Regions from separate parts of the Homo sapiens genome. Here region 1 is linked to region 2. The links are chromatin contacts, found by Hi-C or POLR2A ChIA-PET in ENCODE. All regions are on one chromosome and are shown on one strand. The core of a region is the stretch at or near the end of the contact, and the rest is flanking DNA. Distances in the headings are between cores, read along the strand shown. Region 1 overlaps PRTFDC1 (phosphoribosyl transferase domain containing 1). Region 2 overlaps ARHGAP21 (Rho GTPase activating protein 21).

Region 1 (5,433 bases), core at 460-2,959, 200 kb after region 2:
TCGGAAGCTCTGTGGGTGATATTTTACCCTTAGGTAACTTAGAACTTTTGCATCTGAATTTTTCCTATCAACTTTTGCAGCTCCATAAAGTTATCCTCTTATTAACAGAAAGGCAACACCTCAGATCCTTCTAGAATCTTGAGTGGAAACAGAGGGAGAAGGAATGTGTGGAATAATTTTGTGAAAGGATAACTTGCTGAAAAATATGATCTTTTTGATATACAGCTCTTTATTCTTTTAAATATTCTCATCAAAGTGATTCACTGAATGAAAAAAATTCATTGAATAAAAAACATTCTACAAACCAAATCAACAAATCTATATAATATTGTTTGCAAGCCAGTTAGTTTGGAAATTTTAGTTCCTACATTTTGTACATGTTTATATTTAGAATTAAAAAATAAATAACCTGGGTAAGTACTGTTTACAAAGACTTGGGCCGAACATTTTATATAAATAAAAATCTATGCATAAAGCTTGTACCTAAAAAGGAAGAGCTCTGTTTCCCAGGCATGACCCTACGAAAGGAGACTATTTTGTGGTAACTTGTCGCTAACAGGTGTTTGCAATTAGATTTTGAAATTTGTGGGTCTGAATATGGAACCTGAAACTGTCAAAGTACAAAGCAAGTACAACTCAGAATCATATTATAGCATCGGAAATGTGTCTAGTTTTCTCGAATTTTTCAGAATCATATGCTTCAGACATCATTACAAATCTAACAGAAAATTGTGTCTTGGTTCCTATATGTATGTGTATCACAAGCCACAATTATAATTCCTCTGTTTCTCACATGGCCAGATCATGCTCTTGTTTCTTGTTTTTTGAATGGCAGAGCAGGGTAACATCAAGTCAATAAGAAAAAAGGAACTTGCAACTATGTAAGAAAGAAACTAAGTGGGTGTTTCTTTGTTGGCAGAATGTCAGCAATTAAGGGTGAAGGAACCCAGCAGGCCTGAGAGAGTGTAATAAAAATAGAAATTATAGATGGAAAGTCTCATTTAAAGAGAAATGACCACCACCACCTCACTTACTAACATACCCTAAAATGTTTTTTATTTTAAAGGCTGAAACAGGAATGTAATCCCAGCACTTTGGGAGGCCAAAGCGAGAGAATTGCTTGAGTCCAGCAGTGTGAAACCAGCCTGGGCAACATAGCAAGACTCTGTCTCTACAGAAAGTTAAAAAAAAAATTGGCCAGGCATAGTGGTACATGTCTGTAGTCCCAGCTACTCAGGAGGCTGAGGCGAAAGGATCGCTTGAGCCTGGTAGGAGGAGGCTGCAGTGAGCTGTGATTTCGCCACTGCACTCCATCCTGGGTGACAAAGAAAGACCCAGTCTCAAATAAGTAAGTAAATAGATAAATAGAGGCTGAAACAAAGCGACTTCATTTCTAATCTTTCACATGATTTTATACTAGTCATGCAGAGAATCTCTTACTGTTGTGTTGGCTCACTCTGCATTTGCAGTGAATTTCTCTTCCAGAACATGCATGAACAGCCAACTCCCCAACCACAGATGGTCTAAATGCACGGTGACTGCCACAGGTATCCACCCACAAGGGCCAAAGCCCCTTGCTGCAATTCCTGCACCCTTTATCTAAGGCGTGGTTGGTTGTTAGGAGGTGGTGGAGAACAGAGTGAAGGGGTGTGTCCTGGTGACGATCCCTGCACAGCTGCAGTGGTTACTGGCAGTGAAAACTGCTGCAGCAAAGGGAGGGAAAGAAGGAAACTGATGGCTCATAGCAATCAATGGATTACTCATCAAAGCTGCCTCATTGCTGGATGGAGGAGGGAGGTGATTATCCAGGATTTTTTTTTTTTCTCCTTAATCTTCCAACTGCTCTTTTGCAAAGCAGCAATCCACATTCTAGTTAGGCATTAATCTCTGCCTGGTTAGTTTGGCCAACTCATAGAGCTGTGGACGGATGCCAATGACTCACTATTACAGGGCCCCACTTTATTTTTATCTGCTCCAGGGCCACAGACTGTAACCTTCAGTACAGTTGATCATCTTGAAAAGGTGCATGTCATTGGAACCTTGAGCAGGAATGAATTCTAGGAAATGTGTAGTTCAGGCCTTTTGCAAAGGAAAGACCCAGTCAACTTCTGTCCAAGATCTGGTGGTTTGGTGGAGTACATCAGAACCAAGACTAGAATCTCCTCCTCATAAATTCCATTGCAGTGCAAACTGTCTTAGGAAAGGCGATTTTTCTAGGTGCTCCAGAGAAAGTTGACTTTTATATTTTTCTTCAAACTTAGAGCAAAGAGAATGACAAATTCAGAGAACTGTCTTTTCTCATCACCCAGTGACAAGGTAACAAGAAGGAAAGTAAAATGGACTCTAACAAGATTACAGTTAGATTTCCTTCTTCCTCATTGCCTTGATACTCTGACATAATTATTGGTTTGGATATTTATTCATTTATTCTTTTGTCAAATATCTGCTGATTTTAAGAAGGTCGTGAAAGACTGAGTTAGATTATTTGGCTCAAGTTTTCTCCTGTGAATTTAATAAGAAAATATAGGGGCCAGATGCAGTGGCTCATGCCTGTAATCCCAGCACTTTGGGAGGCCAAGGCGGGTGGATCACCTGAGGTCACGAGTTCGAGACTAGCCTGGCCAACATAGTGAAACCCCATCTCTACTAAAGATACAAAAAATTAGCTGGGTGTGGTGGCAGGCACCTGTAATCCCAGCTATTCAGGAGGCTGAGACAGGAGAATCACTTGAACCTGGGAGGCAGAGGTTGCAGTGAGCTGAGATCGTGCCTGAGATCGTGAGCGCTCCAGCCTGGGTGACAGGAGTGAAACTGCATCTCAAGAAAAAAAGTAAGAAAAAAGAAAATATAGGGATTGTTGTGAGAAAACATGTTTGCACCTTTTACTAAGGTGCATTTACTAAGTAAATTATTTATTAGGCATCCCCTATAAAGTGAAGACTAATAAAGCCAACGATTGGTAATGTTCTATTTGTTAACTGGTAATGATTATACACAAGGTTGTTCGCTTGGTGGAAAATTCATTAAGCTGAACATTCATGATGTGGACACTTTTCTGAATGTATATTGCACTTCAATTCAAAGTTTTTAAAAGGTGCCAAGTATAGGAAGAAATTAATAGGCACAGCCCTAGTTCCTAAGAAGCTTCTATTTTAATACAATCATCCTACACTATTTATGGAAAACGAAGTCCCAGAGAGTACTGAAGTCTAGAGAGGTCTCACAGCTGGCTTGGGCAGAGCCAGGAGTAGGAGCTGGTCTTCTGGTTTGATATTCTCTTCATTTTGTGTATCCACTCCTTCTCAGGATGAAGTTGTATTCTTTTTTTTTTTTTTGAGACAGGGTCTTGCTCTGTCATCTAGGCTGTAGTGCAGTGCTCCTGGGCTCCAGTGATCTTCTCTTCAGCCTCCCAAGTAGCTGGGACTACAAGCGAACACAACCACACACCCAGCTAATTTATTATTATTATTATTATTATTAATTTATAGGGCTGGGTCTTGCTAACCTCCCCAGGCTGGTCTCAAACTTCTGGGCTCAAGTGATTCTCCTGCCTCAGCCTCGCAAAGGGCTGGGATTACAGCTGTGAGCTACTGCACCGAGCTGGAGTTCTATTCTAAGAACTGTATTTGAAGAGGGTCACTGAGAAAAAAAGTATCACTTTATTCCTTCTTGGCCTTGTTCTATTCTTTCTAAACTGTAAACTGAAAATTTTAGTCTTTCTTTGGGCTAACTAAACTGTAAAGCACTAAAATTTAACAGAGGTAGCTTGTGTGGATGAAATTTATCTGATGGGAACAAAGGGAGTTGTTTCAGTACCGGCCCTGAGTGGGCTGCACATTTATACCACTAAGATTCTCTTTCATCTAAAATGTAATACACACACACACACACACACACACACACACACAAGGAATCTCAGACTTGCAAATATTCTTATTATGAAGCTGACAAAAGCTAGTCTGTGGGAATGACCCACTTGTGAGGAGCAGGTCACATTAATGTATATCTTTATTGAGATGTCCCCCCTCAAAGACATCTGCACAATCATGCATTTCCATCAGGTGTAAAGTACGAAAGGGCTCCTGCAAGTCTTCGAGTAGGTGTGCTAGTCTTTGGGACAGCATGTCAGGGAGGCAGGCAAGTCTGCTACATGGAAGCCTGGGGACACTTCAGCCCCGTGAACTTGTCACCTTCAATGCCACCTCTTGGATCACCTGGCTCCCTGACTTAAGGTTCCAGAGCCTTCTCTTCTAGAAACACCTTAAGAATACATCTGAACTTCTAGGGATCTCTAAGAATCCTGGAAAAGAGACTAAGCCATGGTTTAGAGAGACCACTCTTATTTGTTCCTTTACCTATGCTACTGATCCTGTCCATGTGCCCCTCTTCACCAGCCTGACACCTTCTGTGGATTTCATCCCAAATTCTATCCTCCACCTTCAACCCCATTTCATATTCCCTAGTCAATCCCTTCCATAGTGTCAATTTCCACCTTATGCCAACGACTCCTCCTTTCACTTTTATCTCTTATCAAGATATCTCTACAGTACCAAGGTTCATCTTCCTAATGTCCTGCTGGAAGTCTCCACATGGGTGTGCCATGGGTCCTTCAAGTCATTATGTACAAAAGTCTATGCTAGCCAGGTGTGGTGTCACATGCCTGTAATCCCAGCACTTTGGAAGGCCGAGGTGGGTGGATCACTTGAGCGCAGGAGTTTTAAACCAGCCTGGACAACATGAAGACCCTTTGTGTCTAGAAGTACAAAAAAAAAAAAAATTAGCCAGGCACAGTGGTGTGCACCTGTAGTCCCAGCTACTTAGGAGTCAGAGGTGGGCGGATTGCTTGAGCCTGGGAGATTGAGACTACAGTGAGTCGAGACCATGCCACTGCCCTTTAGCCTGGGCAACATAGTGAAACCCTGTCTCAAGAATTTTTTTTTTTTTTTTTTTTTTTTTTAGACAGTCTCACTCTGTCGCCAGGATGGAGTGCAGTGACACGATCTCGGCTCACTGCAACCTCCGACTCCCTGGTTCAAGCAATTCTTCTGCCTCAGTCTCCCGAGTAGCTGGGATTGCAGGCACGTGCCACCACTTCCAGCTAATTTTTGTATTTTTAGTAGAGACAGGGTTTTGCCATGTTGGCCAAAAGGTCTCCTGACCTTTTGATCCACCTGCCTCGGCCTCCCAAAGTGTTGGGATTACAAGGGTGAGCCACCTTGCCAAGCCAAGAAATTTTTTAAAAGTGTCTTGTCTGCCATCTTTATCTTTCCTGCTGGATGGTTTCTTTCTCTTCTCTTCCTTATCTCAGTGATGGCACATTATCCATCATATGCCCAAGCTGGAAACCACAAGTCTCTTCCTTTTATCAACTGTATTCCATCAGTTATCTATTAATTTAATCACCTAGAGGAACTAGTAGTTATTGATTACTTA
Region 2 (5,088 bases), core at 1,910-4,409:
GAACAACTCCAGGCCTTGAATTCAGTTCTTGGGCACTAAACTCTGCACTTTCAACTATAACACTATACTGCCTCCATACAACAGTGGTAATATTTAATAAGTAATGTTACCTTGCAGAATTCTCAGTATGCAACCTGAGAAACATGATGGCCACTCTCCCACTTCCCATGGTATCATTTCTTTTGTCTGTCTCCTTCAGTTGTTCTCCTTCCTTCCCATCCTGCCTTTTCTGCGACTTGTTTTCTCTCACCCATACTTCTTTCCGACCTATACCATAAGCTTTCCAAGGGTATCCGGCAGCATCCTTGATTACTGCTTAGCTTCAACGGTGAAACTCAAAGAAACCAAGTGCTGTCCTAAGTATTCCTATAAACAAGAGGTTACACACTAAAAGCCTAGAGCCACATCTGGTCAGCAGATGTATTTTGCTTAGATCTCACTATTTTGAAAACCTTGAATTAGTCATCAACATTTAAAAATTAGGACACGTTAACATGAAAATTCAAATTTTCAGCTTCTCTTGAAATCTAAATGATCTGACAACAGTGGGTACAACATGACAACAATCTCCTAAAGCCAAATCTCTAGTTATCCATGGTCTCCACCAGCCTCTATTGTCTAACCCCTGACTGTGATCCACTCACTTTCTTTACTCTTCAACTGCCTGGCTCCCAAAGTACTGATTTTGTGACCTCCACCAAATACTTTAAGTGGTGACACAGAAGCCACAGGAGATGTCATATGCCATTTTTACTTTATGCTAAGTTCTACATTTTTTCTTTTCTTTTTTTTTTTTTTTTTTTGAGACAGGGTCTCACTCTGTGGCCCAGGCTGCAGTGCAGTGGCCCATTCTCAGCTCACTGCAACCTCCACATCCCACGCTCAGGTGATCCTCCCACCTCAGCCTCCCGAGTAGCTGGGACTATAGGTGCACACCACCATGCCTGACTTATTTTTCTATTTTTTTTTTTCTTTTTTGAGACAGAGTCTCGCTCCACTGCCAGGCCAGAGTACAGTGGCACAATCTCGGCTCACTGCAACCTCCGCCTCCCAGGTTCAAGCGATTCTCATGCCTCAGCCTCCCAAGCAGCTGGGATTATTAGGCACATGCCACCACGCCTGGCTAATTTTTTTTGTATTTTTAGTAGAGACAGGGTTTTGCCATGTTGCCCAGGCTGGTCTCGAACTCCTGAGATCAGGCAATCTGCCCACCTTGGCCTCCCAAAGTGCTAGGATTACAGGTGTGAGCCACCGCGTCTGGTGGTAATTTTTCTATTTTTGGTAGAGATAGGGTTTCTCCATGTTGGCCAGGCTGCTCTCGAACTCCTGGGCTCAAGTGATCCTCCCAAGGTGCTGGTATTACAGGCATGAGCCATTATGCCTGGCCTAAAAACTCTTCTTCTCAGAGACATTGGCAACTAAATGGCTGATTATCAGACCTAAACCACAAGGATGGTAGCAACAACAATCCTAGCAAAAAACCCCAGGCCAAGGCACATCCAAAAAAGCACTTTTGATATCGCTGGCTTACTGGATCAATGCACCCCTAGATTCTATTGCAACTCAAATTAAATTCCTTTGGGATTACCCAGAATGAAGACGTCTTAAAAAGGTCTCAGACCTCAAACTAGAAAGTTTTCTGATGATGAGACTAACTAATGAGTTTAGTAATTGCTGTAAACTAGTCACTAAACGCTAAAAAATTTTAAGTTTCAGCTTCGTTAGGCTCCTGGTATTATGAATTTTACATGTTAAGATAATTCCAGTATCTATCTTCTTTTATCCTCTTAGCAGCCATTCAAAATCCATATTTTTTACGGTAATGTAAATCCATTAGGCACAGACTAGAAAGTGCATTGAGGGATCAATCTTACGGTGAAACAAACAGAGACTAAATGACCTTCTCCATCTCTGATTTCTCTGATACATTAGTCTATTATGCCCAGCCTAAACTATGAAAATATTTTTTCACCATTCCAGAATAGAGAAAACAGTACATAAAGAAAAGTATTGGACACCCCAAAGTACCACTGGGAACTAATTCCATATCATAAACGAAGAAGCTCACATCACAGTTATGGAAGAACTGAGAAATGGTTGGGGCTGGGGCAAGCATGGTCAGTGTGCTTTATTTATCATTCATTGCTTTCAATTACATTTTCAACTGTTTTCCTTTTAAATTTCAAACAATATTAAATAACTTGTTTTTAGTAAGGAAGACAAATACCCACAAAGTGATGAATAACCTACGAGGTAAATAATTCATAGTTTTTAAAGATTCACTGATAACTGGAACAAAAGCTATCATTCACGTTGCTTTCTATTCTGTAAAAGAAGCCATTATGCTGAATTTGTACAATATTATCTACGATTAACAACAAAGGTCTGATAATAACAATGTTGATCGAGGGATAAAGGGAAAAATAAGAGCTTTTGCTTCTTAGGGAAGAACACTCAAAAGCAGACAATAGCTAACCTAGCAGATTTTCTCTATTGCAAAATAACCATTTTCTAAACAGACTAGTAATCAAAAAAGTTTTAAAAAGTACTTCCATTTAATCCCACTGTGAAAGAACTCAAGAACCATATTTCACTAAAACTGAAAAACTAGCTAAAAAGCAACTCACTCCAAAATCTTGCCTACTTTCTAATAAATACAATGTCAGATGCCTTCAAAAATATGTAACATTTATGTTACAATTATATTGCTTTAATTGTTGGCCACTTTTAAGTAATTCATTCTAACTTCCCCTCCTCCACCACTTAAAGCTCTGCAAATAGTCTCATCTGTGCTACTTAAGAATTAACTTAATTCTTTTAAAGTAATTCAGATCATTAGATTTATCACATTAAACAGGTATTTTGACAAAAAAAAAATTCTAAAAGATTACTTTCCTACTCTTACAAGAAGACAGTGTTTTTATATCCTGATTTACTTTTGCTTTATACATCATAGCAGTTTTGAATTAAAAAGCAAATATATACATACACACTTATGAAACAAACCTGACCACTCCATGCACAATACAGATTGCACAACAAACTCCAATTGTGGTTGATCATGCAGTCTAAAATCCTGAACTGGGCCATGACTGCCTATAGCACAGTCTGCATCTCTTCTCTGACTCAGCTTCTGTCAGCAGAGCAGCGGGGTTACGAGAGCTCTGCAGTGATGTGGTCCACAAATAAGATCTTCCCCTCCCTTTCCTGTCTAAGCAGCAATAGCTAACTGGCAGAACGACATCATCTTCCCAAATGTAGTTCCCACCAGTACATTTAAATTATTAGATCATGAAGGAAAGTTTTCATAAAATTCTTACTGAGTATTTAACATTATTTAATTTGTAAAAGGTTATTGCTTTTTCCTTCTTTTCTGGGCATCTTTAGTCATTCAATGAAAACACAACCTGGGGAGGTGGTATATAAATCAATCAACTATGCTGGCTCCGGTCCACAGCAAACAAATTCCAACACAAGGCTGTGCCATCATCAATGACGCTCACACTGACTTGATCCCAAGGGTACCAAAGGGTACTCCGTCCTTTCTTAACCTCTCAGTAGCGCCACACAGAGCTAACAACTCCTTCAATGGCTCTCATCCTGGGTACCACAGTTCCAGTCTCTTTGTTCTCTTACTACTTCTTTAACTATTACTTCTTTGCAAAAGGCAATGTAGCAATGTGAGAAAAGCCTAGATCTTAATAAGACAGATGTATGACCAAGGAGGCTAAAGACTTATCCTTTAAGCTTCAAATCATTCATTTGTAAGATGGAGACATACCTTCACGAGGTTTAATCTGAAATAACATCTGTAACATGCTTAAAACAGTGTCTAACAGATATCTAATAAATGATTAATAGTTTCAAGATGATCACCCCTTTCTGTCTAAATCAGAATTCTATCCTTGACCTCCCTCTAATTTCTTACACTTCCATAGGTGAAGTCACCTCAACCTGTGATTTTAACTATGAATTATTTCTAAAGCCCTCTTCAACACCACCCTTTCTCCCAAGCTCCAAATCTGCGTGACTAAACACTTGCTAAGCACATACACCTACATACTACATGTCCAAAACTGAATTCATCACCTTCCCTCCAAACTTGCACGACCTCCTCTATTCCCTAATCTGCATAGTGGCTGTACAACTCATCCCCCTAGTCACCCAAACAGAAACCAGAGTCATCTTAGACTCCTCCTTCCTTACCTCTCATATCTAGCTACCAAATCATGTCACTTCTCCCAAAACATATAATGAACTGTCCTTTTTCCACTCCACCGGCACTGCCTAAATTCAGACCCCCATCAACTTTCTCCTGGATTATCACAGGGCATCTAGTTGGTCTCCCAAACATCCTGTCACCCCTCTCTGGAATCTTGTCTGTTCAGGACTAACAAAAGCACCTTTTAAACTAAAAGCTAATCATATGACTACTCTATAAATTCCTTCTGTTGCTCCTTTCTGCCTGTATACAGCAGTGTTTCCCAAGTATGTTCCTACTTGTTTTATAGGATGCAGAATATAAACTACAGTTAAGTAAAAAAAAGTCTTCAATAGCAAAATAAATTTGAGAGAAGCTAGGTTAAACAATGCTGCTGCTGGAAGCTTGCCAAAGGCTAAATATAAAGATCAAATTCAAAGTCCTCAAAATCTGAAAACTGAGGCTACTGAAAAGCTTGTTTCTAACTAGTTCGCCTTGGTGGCTGGTTTGTCGGCCTCTGTCCGTCCCTTAATTGGTGGTGTTCCTCAGATTCTGGACTTTGACCCTCTTCCCTCCCTCAATGACCTCATCAACTCCCAAAACTATAATTACCATAGATGCTGGCTTAATTGAACTCTGCCTAACTGACTTGCTAGACCAACCAAAATTCTTGATTTCCTGGCTAATTCTTGAATACTGGCTGATCCCATGGCTCAACTCTATTATTATTATTTGTACAAATTTATGGGGTATCATATGCAATTTTGTTATCTGCATAGATAGTGTAGTGGTCAAGTTGGCTTTTCGTATATTTATCACCCAAATAACACACACTGTACCCATTAACTAATTTATCGTCATTCACCTGCTCCCACTCTGTCACCCTT

What was found. A loop is a pair of places that touch in the nucleus more often than their neighbours do. ChIA-PET counts read pairs that join two places held with the same protein, here RNA polymerase II (POLR2A). Pooled maps may share reads with other maps.
Region 1: a loop to region 2 is called in a pooled map, with 8 times the contacts of the local background. The contact joins two enhancer-like sites. A Hi-C loop is called at or near these places in 1 of 168 maps with a recorded cell type or tissue (Calu3) and 7 of 50 pooled maps. POLR2A ChIA-PET finds 5 or more read pairs at or near these places in 3 of 52 experiments (CD4-positive, alpha-beta T cell, GM12878 and activated naive CD4-positive, alpha-beta T cell).

Annotation. Positions count from the first base shown.
Region 1 is chr10:24,900,387-24,905,819 of GRCh38, forward strand. The region is part of intron 3 of PRTFDC1 (phosphoribosyl transferase domain containing 1); the gene reads right to left. Among named protein-coding and RNA genes, the nearest start is that of PRTFDC1, 50 kb to the right of the region's middle. Within about 2 kb of position 1,710, at least 19 of the 41 ENCODE cell types and tissues checked have a DNase peak (open chromatin) inside an H3K27ac peak, as active enhancers do.
Region 2 is chr10:24,703,506-24,708,593 of GRCh38, forward strand. All of the region lies in intron 2 of ARHGAP21 (Rho GTPase activating protein 21), which reads right to left. Among named protein-coding and RNA genes, the nearest start is that of ARHGAP21, 18 kb to the right of the region's middle. Within about 2 kb of position 3,160, at least 3 of the 41 ENCODE cell types and tissues checked have a DNase peak (open chromatin) inside an H3K27ac peak, as active enhancers do.